Regions from separate parts of the Homo sapiens genome. Here region 2 is linked to region 1. The links are chromatin contacts, found by Hi-C or POLR2A ChIA-PET in ENCODE. All regions are on one chromosome and are shown on one strand. The core of a region is the stretch at or near the end of the contact, and the rest is flanking DNA. Distances in the headings are between cores, read along the strand shown.

Evidence for each region. A loop is a pair of places that touch in the nucleus more often than their neighbours do. ChIA-PET counts read pairs that join two places held with the same protein, here RNA polymerase II (POLR2A). Pooled maps may share reads with other maps.
Region 2: a loop to region 1 is called in a map of PC-9, with 6 times the contacts of the local background. The contact joins two enhancer-like sites. A Hi-C loop is called at or near these places in 17 of 168 maps with a recorded cell type or tissue (A673, Caco-2, Calu3 and 14 more), 4 of 37 single-sample maps with no recorded cell type and 11 of 50 pooled maps. POLR2A ChIA-PET finds 5 or more read pairs at or near these places in 7 of 52 experiments (HCT116, MCF 10A, PC-9 and 4 more).

Annotation. Positions count from the first base shown.
Region 1 is chr3:190,015,806-190,020,944 of GRCh38, forward strand. All of the region lies in intron 1 of P3H2 (prolyl 3-hydroxylase 2), which reads right to left. Among named protein-coding and RNA genes, the nearest start is that of P3H2, 100 kb to the right of the region's middle. Within about 2 kb of position 2,031, at least 2 of the 41 ENCODE cell types and tissues checked have a DNase peak (open chromatin) inside an H3K27ac peak, as active enhancers do; they include mammary epithelial cell, where a contact is called at or near this core.
Region 2 is chr3:189,959,229-189,964,367 of GRCh38, forward strand. It overlaps P3H2 (prolyl 3-hydroxylase 2), which reads right to left. Exons shown (of 15, transcript NM_018192.4): 14 at 4,730-4,870. Among named protein-coding and RNA genes, the nearest start is that of MIR944, 130 kb to the left of the region's middle. Within about 2 kb of position 2,468, at least 4 of the 41 ENCODE cell types and tissues checked have a DNase peak (open chromatin) inside an H3K27ac peak, as active enhancers do; they include mammary epithelial cell, where a contact is called at or near this core.

The DNA of each region.
Region 1 (5,139 bases), core at 781-3,280:
CATAATTGCTACACCCTGCCTGGACTGAAGCTCTGCCCAAGGATAGGACTGGAGATAAATGGTCCACTGGAAGTAAGCAGTTAGGGGACATTTGGGTGGAGAAATTTGTGCATGTGTGCATGTGTGTGTGCATGTGCATGTGTGTGTATCTGCGTTGGAGGGTGGGGGTGCTTGCATTCTACTTCTTGACTATTTCCCGTAAAGTTCAGGCATGAGGGTAGACCTCTATTAAATGTCCTTGCTCTTTAGCTTGCTGTTTTGCCTCTTTATTATCTGTGGCTTCCTTATCCTGGAAGGAGAAAACATCCACAACATATATCACTGATGGGATTTTCCATTCTTCTTGTTTTGGTATGTGATAAATCCTAATTTGTTTTACCTTAATTGCCTCATGTGTATAATGGGAATATTAACACCAAATCCTAATTTTTATTTTTATTTATTTATTTATTTTTGAGATGGAGTTTCACTCTTGTTGCCCAGGCTGGAGTACAATGGTGTGATCTCGGCGCACTGCAACCTCCACCTCCTGGGTTCAAGCGATTCTCCTGCCTCAACCTCCCAGGTAGCTGGGATTACAGGCGCCCTCCACCACGCCCAGCTAATTTTTTGTAATTTTAGTAGAGACAGGGTTTCACCACGTTGGCCATGCTGTCTTGAACTCCTGACCTCAGGTGATCCACCCGCCTCGGCCTCCCAAAGTACTGGGATTACAGGCATGAGCCACTGCACCCGGCCTGCTTATTTTATTTTTTAATCTGGCATGTGATTTGTGAAATGAATGCCAATTGTGATCTAAACTGGTTAGAAAAAATAATAATAATAATGCCAAGTTTGCAAATTAAAACTCCAACATATGTTTAATGTAGTCTCATTGCTTTTTTCCGTTGAATCTGAGACTGAAAAGTTCTTAAGAGTCATCTGGCCAAACCCCACTCTCTCCTCTGGTACTTGCATCTTCTGCAGAGTTCTGTCAATTGTCCCATGACCCCCTTCTTGCACGCATTCAGCAACAGGACATTCACTACCTTCCAAAACAGCCCATTCTAGCTTTGGGCAGCTTTGGCCATTCCAGAGTCCTATACTTTGTCTTCTTAGAATTTCTACCAAATTTCCCTCAATCTATTGGTCACAGCCATTCCAGATAGATCTAAGGTAGCCATTCAAGTATGAGTCCACTGAATCAATGTGGTTAATTCAGTAGAAAATGTTGTTCTTCTATGAATGTTTTTATCATGAGCTGCCAATATCTTAATGTACCTTTAGATAGATACATGCATATCTCTATTATGGGAGCTGCTGCATCTTCTCTGTGTTTCCTCCCATTTGTTCCTTAGTCCCTTTCCAGCTGTCCTGTCAGTCAGGAAAGGTCTCTCCATATCCTGAAGAATTTTGTTCAGAGAACCAGAGATACATGATACATACAGCAATGTCATTTCTTTGTTCTTCATAAATTAGCCATGACTGGGGCAGTGAAATTCTATTTAGTAATATAAATTTAAGCCACCTCAGCTGCTCTCTCAGGGAAAAAAAAATAATACTGTTGCTTCCCCAGTTACAAAAGTTTGGGAATCATCCCCCAAAAAATATTTCAAAAAGGTATTATTTCCAGAGGCCAAAGAGCATACACATGGATGCAAAAGAACTGTTGACTATATGGAGCCAGTAACAGCGTGGTAAATATATTTGACTCCTGACAATAACAAAAGCAAGTCCTGAAGACAGCTTGCATAATGGGAAATGGATTTTAGCAGAAATTCTTCTCTGGATTTCTCTTCAGCACATTCACCACCAGCAGTACCGTTATGTGTTTGCCATCGAGCCACACCCCTAAGCCACAATGTATTATGCATGTGCCGAGTTGCTGAGTATGGCTGATGCTGCAGCCCTTGTTAGTTAGTCTTGGAGAAGGAGCAAACACTTTGTTTGTGGATTCACAAGAAAACCTCTACAATCTATTTCCTGAAAGGTTTTTCTCTTTGACTTGAATGATCCTGACTTTTTGATTAAAGCCAAATTACTCAGGACATTGGAATGGTGAAAACTGGCCCCAAGAGGGCAGAAAAGTGCTTCAATGGCAAAGAGAACTTGCTAATGCCATAGACACATATGTCTCTGTATATACACAGAAATACTAGCCCAAGTACAACAGATCTGAGCACGTCAATGGAAAAAAGGTGTTTAGATTACCCTTCTCATGAATTGTCAGGTGGCTGAAGTCACAGTGACCGATTCTGTAGTTCCTTATGAATTCATCCTCTTATTATGAAAGGTTTCACAAGCAGTTGGTCAAGAATTATATGAAACTTTGTAAGGAAGTATTGTTCTACTTGGCAAAGATTGCTTCTATTTTAACATCGATTTTAACTTATTTCACCCATCATTGTGGTCTACCTTGATGAACTAATCACTCACATTTGCCACTAATTCAATCTCTCTTGCATCTAGATGCACATTTCTACAAAATAATAATAATAACAAAATCATGGTTATCATGTATTGTGCCACCTTGCTAAGCACTTAAAATGCATGTATTGTATTTAATCCTTTTAACATCATTATAAATCAGGTGTTAATAGTCCCATTTTTACAGATGAGAAAATCAAGGCTTAGATAAGTAGGCCAGGTGTAGTGGCTCCTTCTTGTAATCCCAAAACTTTGGGAGGCTGAGGAGGGAGGATTGCTTGAGGCGAGCAGTTTGAGACCAGCTTGGGCAACATAGCAAGACCACTGTCTCTATAAAAAATTTAAAAATTAGCTGGGCATGGTGGCAAGCACCTGTAATCTTAGCTACTTGGGAGGCTGAGGACAGAAGATTCCTTGAGCCCAGGAATTTGAGGTTGCAATGAGCTATGATTGTGCCACTGTACTTCAGCCTGGGCAACACAGCAAGACCCTGACTCAAAAAAGGATAAAAAGATAAGTGCCTTGCTAACTCCACTACTTAATGCTGCAGTTTAAGTTAGATATAGGCATAAGAGGGAATGAACTGTAAGTGCTTGTTGATGTATTTATGTATGCCCCACTTAAGACTGTTGTACTCCTTTCTAAATTATTCACTCTTTCAGGTCAGAACAAGTATTTCTATCTTTCCTTATAATACAGCCATCGGCAAACTTCTTACACCGTAATGGCCCAGGATATTACAGAAATACATGCAGAAATCTTAGTGTCACTGTGACAGACACAGGAAGAAACTACTGGATCCTATGCCACTCATCCTTCTCCAAAACACATATGAATATGTTTTGACCAAAGCCTGCCTTGAGAAAGCCAAGATAATTGCCATTCATTTCAATAGCTGGGAAGATTCAATGCAGTCACTTTTCTGACTTGGCATTTAAGGAAGGGCTAGTTAGACAAACAGAAGCGAGGGAAACCAAAGAAGACTGGCCCTCCCAGTGTCTGTCAACACAGGCTCCTCTCAGGCAATGGAGATTAAGGATGCTGATGTTATTTTTAGCCACATTTCCCCTGGAGTGAATGCCACTTCTTATGCCAAAAAATAAGGTATTTCTTTCCATTCCAAAAGTCCACTGTGAAAACTTCATATTCAGAATACCTGAGAGAGTTTAAATGTAGTTTTCAGAACCGAAAAATTGTCAAAATATTCAATAGCATTTATTCAGTGACATTTATTTATTTATTCTTACATGATGAGACTAAATCATATCCCTTTATCCCTATATCCACAGATGTCTGGATGCTGATGACTGTCCCTTTATCCCTATATCCATAGATGTCTGGATGCTCATTATCGTTTCTATTACCATTAATTTTGCACATTTTAATAGTAAGAAGACAGATGACCTGGGTCTGTCTTTCATTTTTGAAACTTCAGCAAGCCACTCCATTGCCCCCCTCCTGTCAAAAGCCTCATTTATAATAATAGCAATGATGATCCTTGCTTGGGTTGCCTCAAGAAGTTGTGTGAGGAAGAAAAGGAAAAAATCCATGTGACATTACCTAGAAATTAAAAAATATATATATATATATATATATATATATATACTCACAAACCCACAATTGATGCTTCTGTAATTATTTCTATTTAAGTATGTCTTGTCTCCATCCTGATGACAAGGACTTGCCATATGTTTCATGTTATCTCAAGTGCTTCAGAAGAGTAGGCATTCAGTGGATATAAATAATAATGATGAGAATAAAATTTAACATACCTTACCCCATGAATACAATTCTGCGAGTAGTCATCATTGCCAGCAGGTGGGGGCACAAACCTGAAGACTTTAATTAGAAAGGTTCATAGTTGGTCTACTGCTGAAATATGGTGAAAAGCTATCAAATTAGTTCAAAGTTTCTTCCATTATCTGTGGTGGCTGCCACCTTCAGAAAGGCTAAGGCGTTCAACACCAGGTTTCTGGCAAAACAGAGACTGTAGGTTTCAGGAAACCTACACCAGGTATCTGAACAGCACTGGATATGAAATCAGGAATAAGTCTTAGCACACGAATGTGTGATCTTGCTAATGTAAACGTCAAAGGATTTAGAAAAAAGTAAAATGAATTAGAATTTTTCTTTTGCGAAAGAGTGGAAGAGTTGTCTCAATAACCAAGATTGCCTTCTCTTTTCCATCTTAATCCAAACATGTTTTTCTTCTTTTTAAAAAAATAAAGCAGCTTACTGGATTCCCAAATATAGTATTAATATCAGTGGTAACTTCAAAGAAGCCACGATCAGTTCTTTAAGGACTTTCCCTCCTAGCATCTTTTTTATGGCTCAATAGGCCTGACCTCCAGGTCTCATCTTAAAAGTCAGAGCTTTCCCCTTTCATGAAAGTCTCCTATGTCTCATCAGTGCCAGATACACAGCAAAGTTAAATAGGGTCACAGTTTAGCGTGGGTCTCTAGGGTGAAGCCCATCCAGGGGTGTGGTGATTTTTCCTATGCATGGTCTGGCTGGGCGGCTGCTACCCACACGTTGATTACTTTAAGCCTGCTGAAGTGCTTGAAGCCTAACTGGCCTTTTAGAAAGGCTTCCTAAGGAGTCCTTTTCCAAGGAGAGGTGGCATCTGTCAAAAATGTCAAACAAAAGAAAGCAATGTCTACAAAATCCCTATTAAAATATTGGGGTAAAAGCTGGATGGCTATGGAACTGCAAGGAACTTTTAAGTATAGTTTA
Region 2 (5,139 bases), core at 1,218-3,717, 56 kb before region 1:
TCTTTTTTTTTTCTTTTATTTATTTATTTATTTTTTATTATTATACTTTAAGTTTTAGGGTACATGTGCACAATGTGCAGGTTAGTTACATATGTATACATGTGCCATGCTGGTGCGCTGCACCCACTAACTCGTCATCTAGCATTAGGTATATCTCCCAATGCTATCCCTCCCCCCTCCCCCCACCCCACAACAGTCCCCAGAGTGTGATATTCCCCTTCCTGTGTCCATGTGTTCTCATTGTTCAATTCCCACCTATGAGTGAGAATATGTGGTGTTTGTTCTCTCTTCTTATTCATACCTTTCTCTCTTCTTTAGGTTTATTTTGCCTCCCTTCTCCTCACCTTATATTCCAACTTCTTAACTTACCTCAAGCTCCCTGAATGTAACACTTTCAAAAGAATTCCCTAATCCGATTCTGAATTAAGTGTTTCTCTGGATGCTCCCATTATATTCTACGCTTTCTTTTATTCCTCACATTAATCCATCAGCAGGTGCAGCTGGTCTACCTCCAAATTGTATCTCAAATCTTCCATCTCTTTTTACCTTCTCTATTACTACTCCAGTCCAAGACCACATGTTAGCTAAAGTAATCTTCTGTATCCTGTAACTCTCCAGGACTGGAGGAGATATGTGTGTGTGTGTGTGTGTGTGTGTGTGTGTGTGTGTGTGTGTGTGTGTGTGTTGGGGTGTGGGGACTACATGACTTTCCACTAGTTAGAATACAATTCGCATTTCCCAATCAGCCTGTGGAATCCGACTCCTGCCGCCTCCACGTCCTCTACTGAAGCCACTCTCCCTCTTGTCTGCCATATTCCAGATGCTCTGGCTTTCTTTGTTTCTTGGTGACTCCAAACATCTTATTGTCTCTGGGCCTTTGCAGCTTGTCCTCTGCCTGGAATACTCTCCTCCAGACATTTATCCTAGTGGACTTCTAATTTATTAGGTTTCAGCTCACATGCCACTTGTTTGGCGAGGCCTCACAATTTGCCGCTCCTACCCTTTCACTCCAGAATCAGTTGTCTTGTTCCATTTTCCACACATCATTGGTCACCGTGTGAAAAATCTCTCGATTATTTATTTATTTTTTACTTTTTTGGGATCTGTTTCCTTCCACTAGAATGTAAGCTCCAGAAGAGCAGGGCATCTTATCTTCTTGGTCACTACTGTATTTTCAGTGCTCAGAAAAGCCACTGACATGTGGCAAGAGTTCTATTTTCTTTGATGAGTAAATGTGTAAATGGATGAAGCCTTTCTCTGTCTAAAATGCCTCTCCCTAAAGAAATTGATCTTTTAAAGCTTTTTTTCAAATGCCATCTCCTCAAAGAAGCCTTTTTGGATTGCTTTTTGATATCCCTCAAACCACGCATTTGCTGCTAAGGATTCTTACCAAAACTTGCCTTGTGGTTTAATTAGTTGGGTCCTTGTATTATTTCTCCAATTTGACTTCAAGCTCCTTGAAAATAGGAATTATATCCTACTAGTGTGCATTCCCCATAGGCGGTCTTTAACACAGTGCCTGCGCACAGTAAGTTAAATAAATAACTATTTTATGAATTGAAAACAAAGCCCCTTTCATGCAAGAGCTTGTAATAAAAAATGTTTACAAAAAGGCAACTAAAAGGACTAGATATACTAAATAACAGAAAATTAAGTTGCTGCCACATCTAAATAAAAAGCCCAAGTACTACTTTACAAATATAAGGAAAACAATCTTTTTTTTTTTTTTCAAGACAGAGTCTCACTCTGTTGCCCAGGTTGGAGTGCAGTGGTGCGATCTCGGGTTACAGCAACCTCCACCTCCTGGATTCAAGTGATTCTCCTGCCTCAGCCTCCCCAGTAGCTGGGATTACAGGCATATGCCACCATGCCTGGCTAATTTTTGTAATTTTAGTAGAGACGGGGTTTCGCCATGTTGGCCAGGCTGGTTTCGAACCCCTGACCTCAGGTGATCTGCCCGCCTCGGCCTCCCCAAGTGCTAGGATTACAGGACTGAGCCACCGTGCCCGGCCAAGGAAAACAATCCTGATACTTAACAAATCGACACACATACAAAGCTTTCACATCTGTTGACCACAAGAAATGATTGTAATCTTGTTTCTCATTAAGGGAAAGAAATTCAAGAGCTGGAACCAATATATATGAAGCTTCGAACATCCTTGCATCCTTAAAAGGATGTTGCTAAATACTCCTTGAGAACTGAGACCCTTTAAAGTAATTCATAATAAGCATGAGAATCGGCCAGCTCTAATGACTTGTTCATAGGTAGGCATTTTTTTTTTCTGAGATTCAATCTGCAAAAAGACGTCTAGGCCAGGAACTCCCAAACTCTGCTGCTGCACGTTAGAATCACCTGGGGAGCTCTTAAAACTCCTGAAACACAGATGTTAGTAGTTTGTAACGATCAATAGATGATCTCCACGTGTAGCAAAGAATGATTCACAGCCTGGGCTAATTTAGCTGAGGAAAAAGTTCTGGTCATTTCCCACTGTGGCCACTAGATGCCGCTACGGCCTGAAGACTGGAGAGGTTTTCTAGTACTTTTCCATCAGAGGAAGGGACGCTGGCGTTGATGTTTCCTATTACAAAGGAGCAAAGAGAACTTACTTTGTGTTAGCTTATTTTGAGAGAACAATACCTTGGAAAAGGGAGTTTGGATACTGAATGATGAAATAGATTAAATGTCTGCTGAATTGAATACTAGAATAGTGAGGTAATATTTCAATAATTTTATCTTCACTGTCTACCCATTGACATAGGTTCCTTAGTTTAAAAAAAAATGCTTTGATGGAATGCTAACATTTTGGAGATGGAAAATACCAGGATATAAAGTAATGATAGGGGAAGGCAATTGTTTGCTGCTCCCTTGAGGTTTTCAGGACTCTGTGCTCTGGTCCTTTTGTCAGGGCCTTTCTTTCTTTTTCTTCTTCTTCTTTTTTTTTTTTTTTTTTTTTTTTAAGACAGAGTCTCACTCTTGTCGCCCAGGTTACAGTGTGGTGGAGTGATCTCAGCTCACTGCAACTGCAGCCTCCACCTCCTGGGTTCAAGCGATTCCCCTGCCTCAGGCTCCCGAGCAGCTGGGATTACAGGTGCGTGCCACCACGCCAGGCTAATTTTTGTATTTTTAGTAGAGATGGGGTTTCACCATGTTGGCCAGGCTGGTCTCCAACTCCTGACCTCAGGTGATCCACCCACCTAGGCCTCCAAAAGTGCAGGGATTATAGGCGTGAGCCACCACGCCCAGCCAGGGCCATTTTTTCTATGCCTGGCTATCGTCTTTGCTTCTAGGTCTGAGCTTATAGAAGTCTTCCTTGATTCCCTGCTACAAAACATATACTGTTCTCTTCTTACAGCGTATTTACTAGCTGTTCTGTCCAAGCTCCTCATAGTCCAGGACCTTGTTCTGTTCACCCTTCTACCCCTAGGGCCTATCTAGCAGAGTTTCCAAGGCAGATAATAATAGCTCTTCTGTACAATAAAAGGTCACAATAGGTCTTTTGTAAAATATGTGAAAGAATGGCTTAGGGAATGTGGGGAAACACTTTGTAAGTTAGATTTGATGGTGAAAAGTATATGAGAAAAACGCATTATTTTTAAATAGTTTCTGATGAAATTGGATTCAACTTAGGAACCTAACAAGGAAAACTGGATAGAATGCCAGTTTTAAGAATAGAATTTCATAGCTTCATCAATACTTAGGGCTGGAGAAGATTTGGAGGTCATCCAGTTAAGCCTCTGCTACGATGTTTTAGATTCCATTTCAGCGTTCCATGCTAAGCAGTTGCCTGGGCTTTGATTGGAGCCATCCAATCAGTGCTTCCAAAGCAGACAATTCTGCCAAACTGTGGTGACTATTTGAAAGTTATTCCTTGTGTGGAGCCCAAATTTTCCCTCCAGGGCTTCTACCCATTGGTCTTAATTCATACCGCTGCAGCTCCACAGGTGGAGACTATGACATCTGCCCACGGGCTTCCAAAACGATGAGATCATGGTCTCCTCCTAGCTAAGTGTCCTCAGCTAGTTTGCATATAATAATATTGAAATACTTAATGTAATAACAGTAATAAGTAATAATAATCTTTTAGGTTTCCTTGCCCTCTTTCAAATACGTTTCATAAATGATTCAATACTATTTCTTATGATTTGCGAGAAAACAAATCCGTCTTCTGGGTGACCAATAAAAAGTGATTCCTCCCTGATGCCACAGAGTTGTTTTGGTTTTTGTTTTTGTTTTGAGACAGAGTCTTGCCCTGTTGCCCAGGCTGAAGTGCAGTGGTGCGATCTCGGCTTACTGCAATTTACGCCTCCCAGGTTCAAGCGATTCTCCTGCCTCAGCTTCCCGAGTAACTGGAACTACAGGCGCATGCCACCACATCCAGCTAATTTTGTATTTTTAGTAGAGATGGGGTTTCAGCATGTTGATCAGGCTGGTCTCGAACTCCCGACCTCAAGTGATCTGCCCACCTCGGCCTCCCAAAGTTCTGGGGTTATAGGAGTGAGCCACCACGCCCAGCCTTACAATTTGTTAATAAGCTCAAGACAGATTAGTGACTATCAAATATCATTGACACAGCTATTTCTACAAACATCTTCACTTACTAGAACATATCTGATTAAGAACTGCCTTTACCCTCTTCTTTTCCTCAGACGAAGCAATTTAAAGGACTTCTCAGATAAAGCAGTTCATGAAGCAAGCCTAATTGGCTTTCTGGGCGGGTGAGAAACTCACCAATTCTCTATAAAGTGGGTCCAAGGTGAACCACAGAGCCACAGCACACCTCTTTCCCTTGGTGACTGCCTTCACCCCATGAGGGTTCTCTCCTCCAGATGAGAAGCTGATCATGCGCCCACATTTTGGTTTTATAGAGGCCTGAGAAAGAAAGCAAAAATTAGACTTTCAATTGTTGTATCATAAACATTTCCACAACTCCTGCTTCTCTGGCTATGAGATTATTTGAGTTAAGGCCTGAGGCGAAGAATAAAGGAATCCTGGGATTGAAGATGATGTAAATTATCTCAATTTTCTCACCCGTAAAACAAAGGTAAGGTCAAAATAATATATACCTCAGAAAATAAAAAGATGTTCAAGTAAAACGTGTAGCAAAGTCCACATACATAGTAATCATTCAATACATGCTA